Linked DNA regions of Mus musculus: region 2 is linked to region 1. Evidence: chromatin contacts called from ENCODE Hi-C or POLR2A ChIA-PET data. All regions are on one chromosome and are shown on one strand. Each heading gives the region's core, a stretch centred on a gene start or an enhancer-like site at or near the end of the contact. The rest is flanking DNA. Distances are from core to core; before and after follow the strand shown. Region 1 holds the start of Psap (prosaposin). Region 2 holds the start of Slc29a3 (solute carrier family 29 (nucleoside transporters), member 3).

Evidence for each region. Hi-C counts contacts between places; a loop is a spot of excess contacts on that map. ChIA-PET counts read pairs that join two places held with the same protein, here RNA polymerase II (POLR2A).
Region 2: POLR2A ChIA-PET joins it to region 1 with 10 read pairs in Patski. The contact joins the promoter of Slc29a3 here to the promoter of Psap in region 1. A Hi-C loop is called at or near these places in 1 of 37 maps with a recorded cell type or tissue (v-Abl transformed pro-B cells). POLR2A ChIA-PET finds 5 or more read pairs at or near these places in 1 of 5 experiments (Patski).

What each region holds. Positions count from the first base shown.
Region 1 is chr10:60,275,217-60,280,304 of GRCm38, forward strand. Psap (prosaposin) reads left to right here and starts at 2,412. Exons shown (of 15, transcript NM_011179.3): 1 at 2,412-2,566. The coding sequence starts at 2,527.
Region 2 is chr10:60,750,543-60,755,630 of GRCm38, forward strand. Slc29a3 (solute carrier family 29 (nucleoside transporters), member 3) reads right to left here and starts at 2,240. Exons shown (of 6, transcript NM_023596.3): 1 at 2,192-2,240; 2 at 1-142. The coding sequence starts at 2,192.

The DNA.
Region 1 (5,088 bases), core at 1,162-3,661:
TCCCAACTGCTGCGATTAAAGGCACCCCCAACCCAGACTAATCAGCCTAATAATAATAATAATAATAATAATAATAATAATAATACAGTATTTCATTGCTAATTATGTGTGTGTGTCTGTGTGGAATGTGTACATGAGTGCAGGTGTACCAGGAGGTGCCACATTTCTTGGAGTTGGAGTTGAAGGTGGTTGTGACACCCCCTGACCCCGTGGGTGCTGGGAATTGAATGTTGTCCTCTGCAAAGGCATCAAGTGTTCTTAACAACTGAGGGAATCCCCACCCCCCACTACCTAGAACCAAGTTGTTTATTTATTTATTGGTTTTTTCGAGGCAGGGTTTCTCTGTATAGCCCTGGCTGTCCTGGAACTAACTTTGAAGACCAGGCTGGCCTTGAACTCAGAAATCTGCCTGCCTTTGCCTCCCAAGTGCTGGGATTAAAGGCATGAGCCACTACACCCGGCTAGAACCAATTTATTTTATTTATTTATTTTTAAAAATACATTTACCTTTATTTTATGTGCATTGGTGTGTTGTCTGTATGCATGTCTATGTGAGAGATCCTGGAGTTACAGAAAGTCGTGAACTGTCCTGTGGGTGCTGAGATTTGAACTTGGGACCTCTGGAAGAGCACTTGGTGCCTTCAACCACTGAGCCATCTCTCCAGCCCCCAGAACCAATTTTTGAAATGTTATTTTACTGTTTTTTTTTTTTTTTTTTTGAGACAGAGTCTTACTATGTGGCTTAGGGGCCCTAGAGATCCTCCTGCCTCTGCCTCCCCCATGCTAGGACTAGAAGCGTGGGCATGCATGCTTGTCTTTATCTTCCATCCGTCACGAGTCTATTACACAGCATCTGTTCTTTCTCCAAGCAACACAAGTTGCCTAAAATACATTTTTATTGTTTTTTTTTTCCTCTTTTTTTTCTGCTTACACACTCAGACTTCCATTCTCCCTGCCTTCTCACCAACACTGATTCAGAGACCTCTGAGTCTATCTTGCAGTCTGCAGTTCCCAAGATCACAAATAAAGGCGTCTCTCGTTTGCCGTTTTCTGAGTTTGTATTGATTGACAACTGCAGAATGGCAGCCTGTGAATTTGAATCCTGAGTGTAAAGATGTAGGCAAATCTGTAACCTGTTTGTGCTTGAGTCTCATCTGTTAGCACGGCACGAATCACAATAAATGGGGGCTGGAGATGCCACTCAGTTGGTAGAGTCATTGCCCGACATGAGTTGAAGGCCTGGGTTTGGTTCCTAGAACCAAACAGAACATGTATGGTAGCACAGGCAGGCAGATCAGGATTTGGAAGTGACTGAAGTTCGAGGACTGCCTGAGATACACGAATCCTCAGCTGCACAGCCAGTTGTCAGCCTCTTTGGGCTACAGGAAACCCTGTCTTAAAAAACTAACCACTAGCCGGGCGTGGTGGCCCACGCCTTTAATCCCAGCAGGCAGACAGATTTCTGAGTTCGAGGCCAGCCTAGTCTACAAAGTGAGTTCCAGGACAGCCAGGGCTATACAGAGAAACCCTGTCTCGAAAAACCAAAACAAACAAACAAACAAACGAACAAAAAAACTAACCAAAAAAACTAATCACCGCCAGGCGTGGTGGCACACACCTTTAATCCCAGCAGCACTCGGGAGGCAGAATCAGGCAGATTTCTGAGTTCGAGACCAGCCTGGTCTACAAAGTGAGTTCCAGGACAGCCAGGGCTACACAGAGAAACCCTGTCTCGAAAAACCAAAAACCAAACCAAACCAAACCAACCAACCAACCAAACAAAAAACCCCTAACTACCACTGTACAAGGGTCAGGCAGAAGAATTACATGTTCAGAGACTTTCTGGGGAATTTGGTGACACCCTCTTTCAAAAATAAAGTAAGGAGTGAGCTGGGAGGGTGGGGGGAATGGTGGTGTGCAGCTTGGAGGTACAACACTTGATATCAAGTATAATGCCTTGGGTTCAATACCGGCGACTGCAAACAAAAATCCCTGCTCCCGCCCCCCAACCCCCAACCATTCTCCAAGGGGTTGAGGCAGAAGGTTGAGAGTTCCAGGTCTGCTGCGACACTGAATTGTCGACCAGCAAGGCCATAGTGACTCGGCATCTCAAAAACAAATAGTAATACTTAAAAGATGCTGGGGCTCAGGGGTGGGGTGGGGTGGGGGAGCACAAGATGCAGTTCAGGGCTTGGTACCAGCCCTGGGCTGGATTCCTCACATTGCAAAGGTAAAGAGAGGCGTTAGATACCGTTCGGCGCCTGACCTTGATTTAATCACCAGATATGGTTTTCTTTTATTACCACCACCCGCGCCTTCCCGCCACCTTCCCTGGGCGTTTTCAGCCTGCTCCTCTTCGCACCCTCCCTCCCCGCAGGCGCGCTGCGCGACGCTGAGTCAAGCTGCGCCCAGTTTGGGCGGGGCCCGCGCCTGCGCACTGGCGTCTGCGGCGAGGTTGGGGGGTAGATTTATATTCGTCTGGTCAGCTGACGTTCTGCATTGCAGCCTGCGAAGTGAAGCGGCGCCATGTACGCCCTCGCCCTCTTCGCCAGCCTTCTGGCCACCGGTGAGCTTAGAAGGGTCCCCTGGTCTGGTAGAGAAGAACGCTATAGCGTCCCCTGGGTCCCGGGAACCGGGCAGTCCTGCGGTACCGGCCTCGCCCTCCGCTCGCTTCCCGGGGCGCGCTTAGGCAGGCCTCGCTGTGCGCAGGCGCAGATCGGGGCTGGTGGCGGAGGGGGACCTGTTCCAGATTCTCTGCACTGGGGGACCACTGGGAGGTGGGAGAGACGTCTTGTCCTGTGTGTGCAGGCCTTGTGCAAGGCCTTGCGGGTGACTGCGGTTCTCCCTGGGATGGAGGTTGGGAGAGGTCACTCGATGACCTCTTCCGTCGCTGTGTTGACTCTATCCTGGTGTAGGTGATAGACATGGCCTTGAAGCCCCATCCTGCAGGTCAGGTCGGCCCGTGACCTCTGTCCCAGACTGCACTCGTATGGGAGTTGCAGGAAGCGTCTTTGTGTCTGCCCCGGGCCGGGGGGTGATTTTTTTGGCTTCTGTGTGAACTCAGGAGCGTAGTAGGTCTTGGAGGGAATTGTGTAGTCCCGATTGCATTGGAACTCTTAATTTTTTTGTTTGATCTGGCAAAGCCATTGGCCAGCCTTTATTTTATAGCAAGTGTTTCTAAAATGATTTTTCTTAAAAGCACTGCAGGTTGGCAAGGCAGCGCCAGGGGACTCACACTTGGAAGGCATAGGTAGGAGGATTTTGAATTTGAGGTCAGCCTGTGCTACACAGAAAGCTCAAGGCTAGTCTGGACTGTGTATGAGATTTTTTTTTTTTTTTTTTTTGTGCAAGAAAAATGAAAAGAAACGCACTTGGTCCTGCTTGCTCTGTGTCATACATAACTCGTGAGTTCTGATTCACCCACACCACCAAAACCAGACTTCTTTTTCTCTCTCTCTGTAGTATGGGCCATTGAACTTGGATCGTAACACACGGTAAACGAACATCCTCTACTGAGTCACACTATACCCCTTACCTGTTTCCTTGGAAAAATTATTTCTAATACACATGTAGTTCATTTGACTGCCAGTCTAGTTAACTGGGTTCCTTCTTCCTTCTTAGGTAGATGGGAGGACCCTGATGGCCTTGGTCTAAAACTCCAGGCTCTGTGCCTCACGTCAAGGTCATACTGAAGAATGGTAGCTTGTCTTGACTGTCCACCATTGAGTTGTTGGTTGTCTATGATGACTGCAAACCACGTGTGCTCCCTGAGGCTCTTAGGACTTATGGGCTCAGTGTGGCACTACTGTAGTTCAGGGTGCCACTCATAGCTTGCCTTTTAATGATGTTCTGGGTGCTTAGAATGTTCCAGGTCCCGTCTAGTCTTCACAAAGCCCTGGAGGTACAGACACTTGGTTTTGGTTACTCTCCAGCCCTCCAGCCTGACTGCCTTTCCCACCTAGACAGAAAACAAAGAATGCCAAAAGAATGAAAGGCCAGTTTAACCTCTGCCCATTTTCAGGCCCCATGGTAGAGGGAGAGCTCTGACTCCGGTGGGTTTTCTTTTGATCTCCAGAAACAAATGTAGATGTGCGTGCACCCCACCACACACACACACACACACACACACACACACACAAGCCTAACCAGCAGGGGACATCATTTGCTGCCTGCAGTGGTAGCCCCCCGACTCCATGCTGAGTCTTGCCTGCTTGCAGGAAACGAAGTGCCATATCTTAGTGCAGTGCCAGGACATGCAGTTGGGGGATTGCTCCAGTGGGAACAAGTGGGTCAGAGTTGGCCAGCCGAGCTTAGAGAGGTGGCAAGGTGCTGCCGGCATGGGGCAGATGCTCTCCATGAGGCTGAGACGGCAGGGCTGCTGTCATTGGGGCCGTGGCTAACCTCTGACTGAGGTCTGTGCACTCTGAGGCAGTGTGTTCTCTTGAGATGTTTTAGCACATGAGTTTGTAGCCTAGCCTGCTTAAGTTATAAACAGCAACAGGAACCCCCAGTTTCACCTGCCAAGTTAATCCTGTTTAGCAAAAGGTAGTGCTCTTTTTTTTTTTTTTTTTTTTTTTTTTTTTTTTTTAAAGACAGGTTCCTGCTTGTACCCTAGGCAGGTTGGCCTCTGTGCAGCATAGGTTAACCATGGAACACAATCCTCCTGTGTCACATAGGGGAGTCCTGAGATTACAGACGTGAGCCCCCATGCCTAGCTTCTCAGTTTTGTGTTTTCTGTGTCTGTCTGTGCAGTGTGGGGTATGCACGCCTCTCAAAGGCTGGAGGAGGCCACCACGCATGCTCCATTACACTTTTCTGTACTCCCTTGAGACCAGACCTCTCACTGAGCCTGGGAGACATGCCAGCAAGTCCCAGGCATCCTTCTATGCCCGCCCCCACAGTGCTAGGGGAGGGTGTGGCCACTCGCTGTTTGTGTGGGCGCTGGGGATCTGAACTCAGGCCCTGGGGCTTGCGCAGCAAAATGCAGCCATCTGCGCAGCTCATCTGGTCAGGTTCTTGAAGTGTATTGGACAGGTCGGCGTTTGGAAGTGTGTTGGATTTGAGTTGGATGGAATTGTCTAGGACAGA
Region 2 (5,088 bases), core at 990-3,489, 480 kb after region 1:
TCCTCTGGCCTCTGCAGGCCCGGGGCTGGGTAGTCTAGTAGTTTCCCCAGCAGGGCTTCCTGGTCAGCTTCTTGATGGTTACTCGGGGCTCTGTAGACAGCATTGGAGCTGTGGTATACATTGTCCTCAGAGGCAAAGGCCACTGTGTGGGCAGAGAGAGAGACACAGAGCAGGTGAATGAGCGAGCGAGCATGGAGGCTGGGGACTGATGCATCCTAGAAGACATCTCTCGTCCATGCTGGGTCTACCCTGTCCCCAAAGCCTGGCTGGAGAGCTTCCAGTCTTGGGAGCAAGAAGAAAAACAAAAATCAAACTAGAAGAACAGGCTATGATAACTGTAGTGACTTCCAAGGTCATTCCAACTATGTAAGGGCAACACAGCCAACACATTAGGCAGTGTGAACACCATTGCAGGTGTAGACTAAGGCAAGCAGTGCAGAAGGACAAGCCTGGGCTAAATGCATTTACATAGAAATTGGAACCTGGGTGGGAACAAGCATACCTTGGAAGGTACACAGAGGTCTTCCAACAGTGGGTGTTTTCAAGGGAGACTGGGACAGGGAGGGAGCATCCTTGTTAAGTCTTTTTTTTTTTATGCCTTTTGAATTTGAACAATGTGTGCTTGCTGTTCAATCAAGTTAGGCCAGGCTGTGCACATACATCTACAACCCAGTAACACTCTGGAGGTGAAGGCAGGAAGATCAGGATTCAAGGTCAGCCCTGCTACATATCGAGTTTAAGGGCTAACCTGGACTAAGTGAGACCCTATTTCACAAAGAAACCACTCCAGGACTTCAGAGTGCCAGCGACACCCAGTGAGTGAGCCATGACAGCCGGGTATTAGGTCCGGAGGAATATGAGGCTCAGAAAGTTCAAGCCACTTGCCTAGGTCACAGGGGCATGGATGATACAGTCACGCTGTCTGGATGCCCTGGGGGGGGGGGGGGGTTTCCCTAACCTCATCTCCCTCCCCCAACCCCCAGGGATAATCTGGGAATGTGACTCCATCTGCTGGTTCCAAGTCCCCATAGCCCTCCCTCTTGAAGGCTTCCTGCAGCAAGAAGCTATGAGCAGAGACAAACAAGGGGAATGCCCCTCATCAGCACTGCTGGATAAACAGATCCCTGACTATTGCAGCGGAGCCCTGGCTCAGGCAGGCCAGAGGTTCTACAGTGTCCTAGCAAGCTGAGCAGACCCCTCTACAGCCTTAATTCACACAAAGACCAAAGAGGACCATGCAAGGACCTAGACAGGGCCATCCATGCAAACGTGCTTTAAATTATTGTTTGTTTTTTAAATATAAACAGAATCTAGAGAAATGTTTCAGCAGTGAAGAGCGCTTGCTGTTCTTTCAAATGACCCGTGTTCAGTTCCCAGCACCCTAGTCAAGTAGCTCAGCTACTTTTAACTCCTGTTCCAGGGAATTCTATGCCCTCCTGTAGCTTTTGTGGGCACCTGAAAGAACTGCACATACCCACACAAAGGCACACATATGTACACGTATTTTCTTTTTTAGTGTGAAAGATAATCATGAAGCATCAGAGAACTGGCAAGGACCTGTTCCATTTCCAGAAGTTCAGGCTAGGAGGGTGGGCGCACGGCTCAGCGGCTCAGTGTGGGTCACCCAGACCCACACAGGTCTGAAGTCCCTTCTCAGCTACTGTGTCTATTCATCAAGGACTACTCAGCCTTGACCAAGCATCTGAAGTTGCCAGGGATCTTCTCTAACCAGGTCACGGGCGGTGCAGTGGACTGAGCAACGCCTTATTACTCTTTATAAAAGGTAGCTGTGGCTTTGGATGAATAGAGAAAGACAAAGAAAGGAGAGGAGGCGGAGAACCTCCCGGGGCCAAGCTGTCCCTGCCTCTGACTGGGGTCCTGGGGTAAGGACCAGTCAGAGCTGGAAAGGGTAGGAGTCTGGGGACTGAGAACATGTCTGGCCAGCCCGTGTGCCACGATGGCTCCTGTGGACACAGGCTGGGGTCCAAGAGCGAGCCTGGCAGTAGGCTAAGACAAGTCCTCGCTGCAGAGGCAGCTGTGGCATCCGATCCGGACCCGCAAAGCCTTCTGGATCTTTCGGGCCGACCTGTCCCCACACGCGGGACCAGAGAAGAGTGTGGAGGAGAGGCCAGGCTCAGCCTCGGGAAGGGAAGACCCAGCCAAGCATGGGGGCCGCTGCACCCGCACTTACTGTCGCTGCCGCTGCTACCTCCACCAGGTCCAAGGCGCTGGGCCACTGTGACCAGAGCTCAGCCAGGCCGGGCTCCGCCCTTGTCCTCCCAGCCCCGCCCTCCTTTTCTCAGCTCACCACGCCCCGTTCAGCGCTTCCGGGTTTGCCGACTCCTCCCTCTGGCCCCGCCCCCACGCGCGCCTCTTCCTGGCCTACGGCAGTAACTGCAGGCGTCCAATTGCAAAGTGAAAAAAGTGTGGCTTTGGAACAGGTCCTGCCTGACTCCCTATTGGTATCCACCGCCTCATTCCCTAGGGTGCCCCACAGCCCCCTGCTCCCCCTCAATACTTCCAGAGCAGGATGTACCAGCAAGATGAACTTGGCCTCCCAGCCTAGGTGGAGAGCCGCAGAGAGAGCTTGAAGCTATTTGGTGGCAGTGAGCGAGGCCAGAGTGAGCAGATTTGTGTTGGAGGGGCAATCCAGATGCCACATCTGCAGAAGAGAAACTTTTGGGAGACTCTGAGATCAAAGTTCAGGAGAGAGCTGAAGATGGCTCCTGTACAGCTCCGAGTGCAGAGTGGGGGTTACGGAACCGATGTGCTTTGTTTTTGTTTTCTTTTTGAGAGAGAGAGAGAAAAGTGGGGAACCTAAGGAAACACCCAAGAGTGGCAGAAGTTTGGGCTTCCTTTCTACCCAATCCCTTACCACTGGGGGGTGACTTCCTCCGCTGCCCTGCAGGGGACGTGTAGGTGTCACCTACCACCCGCACTTGGGAGGCTCTGGGGTTTAGGCTCACCTTAGCTACATAGTGGTCAGCCCAGGTTACTTGAGACCCTGGCGGCGTTAGGGTTGGAGTATACATGCCTGCGCTGTCCTTACAGATCACCTGAGGAGAGGAGGTAAGGACAGGAGGGGAAAAGAAAGAGGCAGAGTAGGAGTTGGCTGATGTCCTGCGCTAGACCAGAGAAAACGTGGGCACAAGCAAGGCTGGTGTGGGCCAGTCCCAGAGACCAGCTGGGGACTTACTGATGCCAAAGCTTAGTAGGCTTCTTTTCATAAGTGTGAAGGGGGAAAAAATAGAATTTTCTCTACCCATCATGGTTCCTAGTTGGCAAAGGATCCCTAATATCAAACACAGAAGAAAAACAACAGGCTTTTAATAATGTGTAACACAGACACACACACACTTGCCCACTCACACACATACACATGCACACTTTTAGACACACTCACATATATGTATACATGCACCCATGCACACATGTACATATGCACACACATCAGACATGCATACCCACATACACACGTGGGTGAGGCTCAGAGAAATGAGTAAATCTCAAAACATGGCCTAAATACCAGCCTCAACTGCAAGGGGAACACGTGAGGTCTGGAATTCGGCTCTGTGGGAGAGCAGAAGCTAGCATGCTCCAAGCCGTGGGCACACTCCCTACAGGGCACAGAGGAGGCAAAGGTTACCTCAGGATCAGAAAAAGCACAGCAAACAAGAAGGTAGCCTGGGCGGTTCTCCTTGTCTCCCTGTGTCCTTTGCTGTGATAAAACCCCGGAGTAAAACTGACTTGGGACGGAAAGGGTTAATTTCATCTTAGAACTCCACTGAGGGGAATCGGAGCCAAAACTGAAGATAGGAAGCTGGAAGCAAGAATTAAAGCAGACACCAGGAAGAAACTGAGGCTTACAGGACTTGATCTCTCGGTGGTAGAAACTCAGGAGTTAGGGAACTCCTGGAGGCAGGAACTGAGACAGAAGCCGTGGAGTAAAGTTGCCCTCTGGTTTGCTTTAATACAAGCCAGGGCCACCTACAAGGCATAGCTATAAAAGTACCTTTCATTGGCCTAATGTAATTGTTGTCTCAGAGGTTTACTGCCTCTGTCTGCTAACCTAGGCCTAGTCTTGGAAGCTTCTAGCCTCTGTACAATCTTACCTAGGCCTAGAATGTTTACAGCCTCTGAGACTGCTGAATTTCAAGCTCACCCTTTCCTAGTTTTTTTTTCTGAGTTCTGGCTGTCTGGTTCAACTCAGCTATTCTGGCTCAAAGTCCTCTCTACACTGACTGACTCAATCTGGCTTTTCTAGGCTTCTCCTGAATTGCTCTGCTCAGGCTCATACTAACTTCAGCAATCTGTTCTGGTCCTTGGGCTCCCTCTCATTCTCTGGTTCCTTCTGTCTTCACCTGTGTCTGGCTTGTTTTCCCTCTGCAACCTGTCTCTGGACAACTGTCCCAGTAAGGACTGTCTTCCTCCCCTCTTCCTCTCTGCATTGCTCTCTCTTAAGTAGCCTCTCTTTTCTCTCTGTTCTTGTGAGAGTTGGGCAGATCCTATTCTGTCAAATCTTTCTCTGATTCATCACTTTGTCTGCCACTCAATAAGATATCACTTTCAAACATGGGTGCTACCTTCTCCAAACTAACTTTACCTTCATTGTTTTGGATTAAAGGTGTGTACTAAGGGCATGTCTGCATTCCAGCCAGAGGGATTAAAGGTGTGTACTAAGGGCATGTCTGCATTCCAGCCAGAGGGATTAAAGGTGTGTACTAAGGCTGAGTCACACCACAACTAGAAACAGATTTTTCCAGTAAACCACACAATCTCGGGGTTCACAGTGTGATCAAGTATCCTGCAACACACGACACTATCCCCAGTGGGTCAATCACTAGTTAAGAAAATGCCCCATAGATTTGCCTACAGACCAATCTGATGGAAGAGGGTTTTTTTCAGATGACTACAGATTGTGTCCAGTTAACAAAATACTTAGGCAGTTTTGGGGAATTCAGGTTGAGTGGGCCCATAAAAAGTATTTGGGTCCTCACTTTCCAAGACTGTAGGTCTGCCTGCTCTCCCTTTTCTGCCCTTACTGGATGTCTTAGTTTACTTTTCTGTTCCTGTGATCAAATACCATGG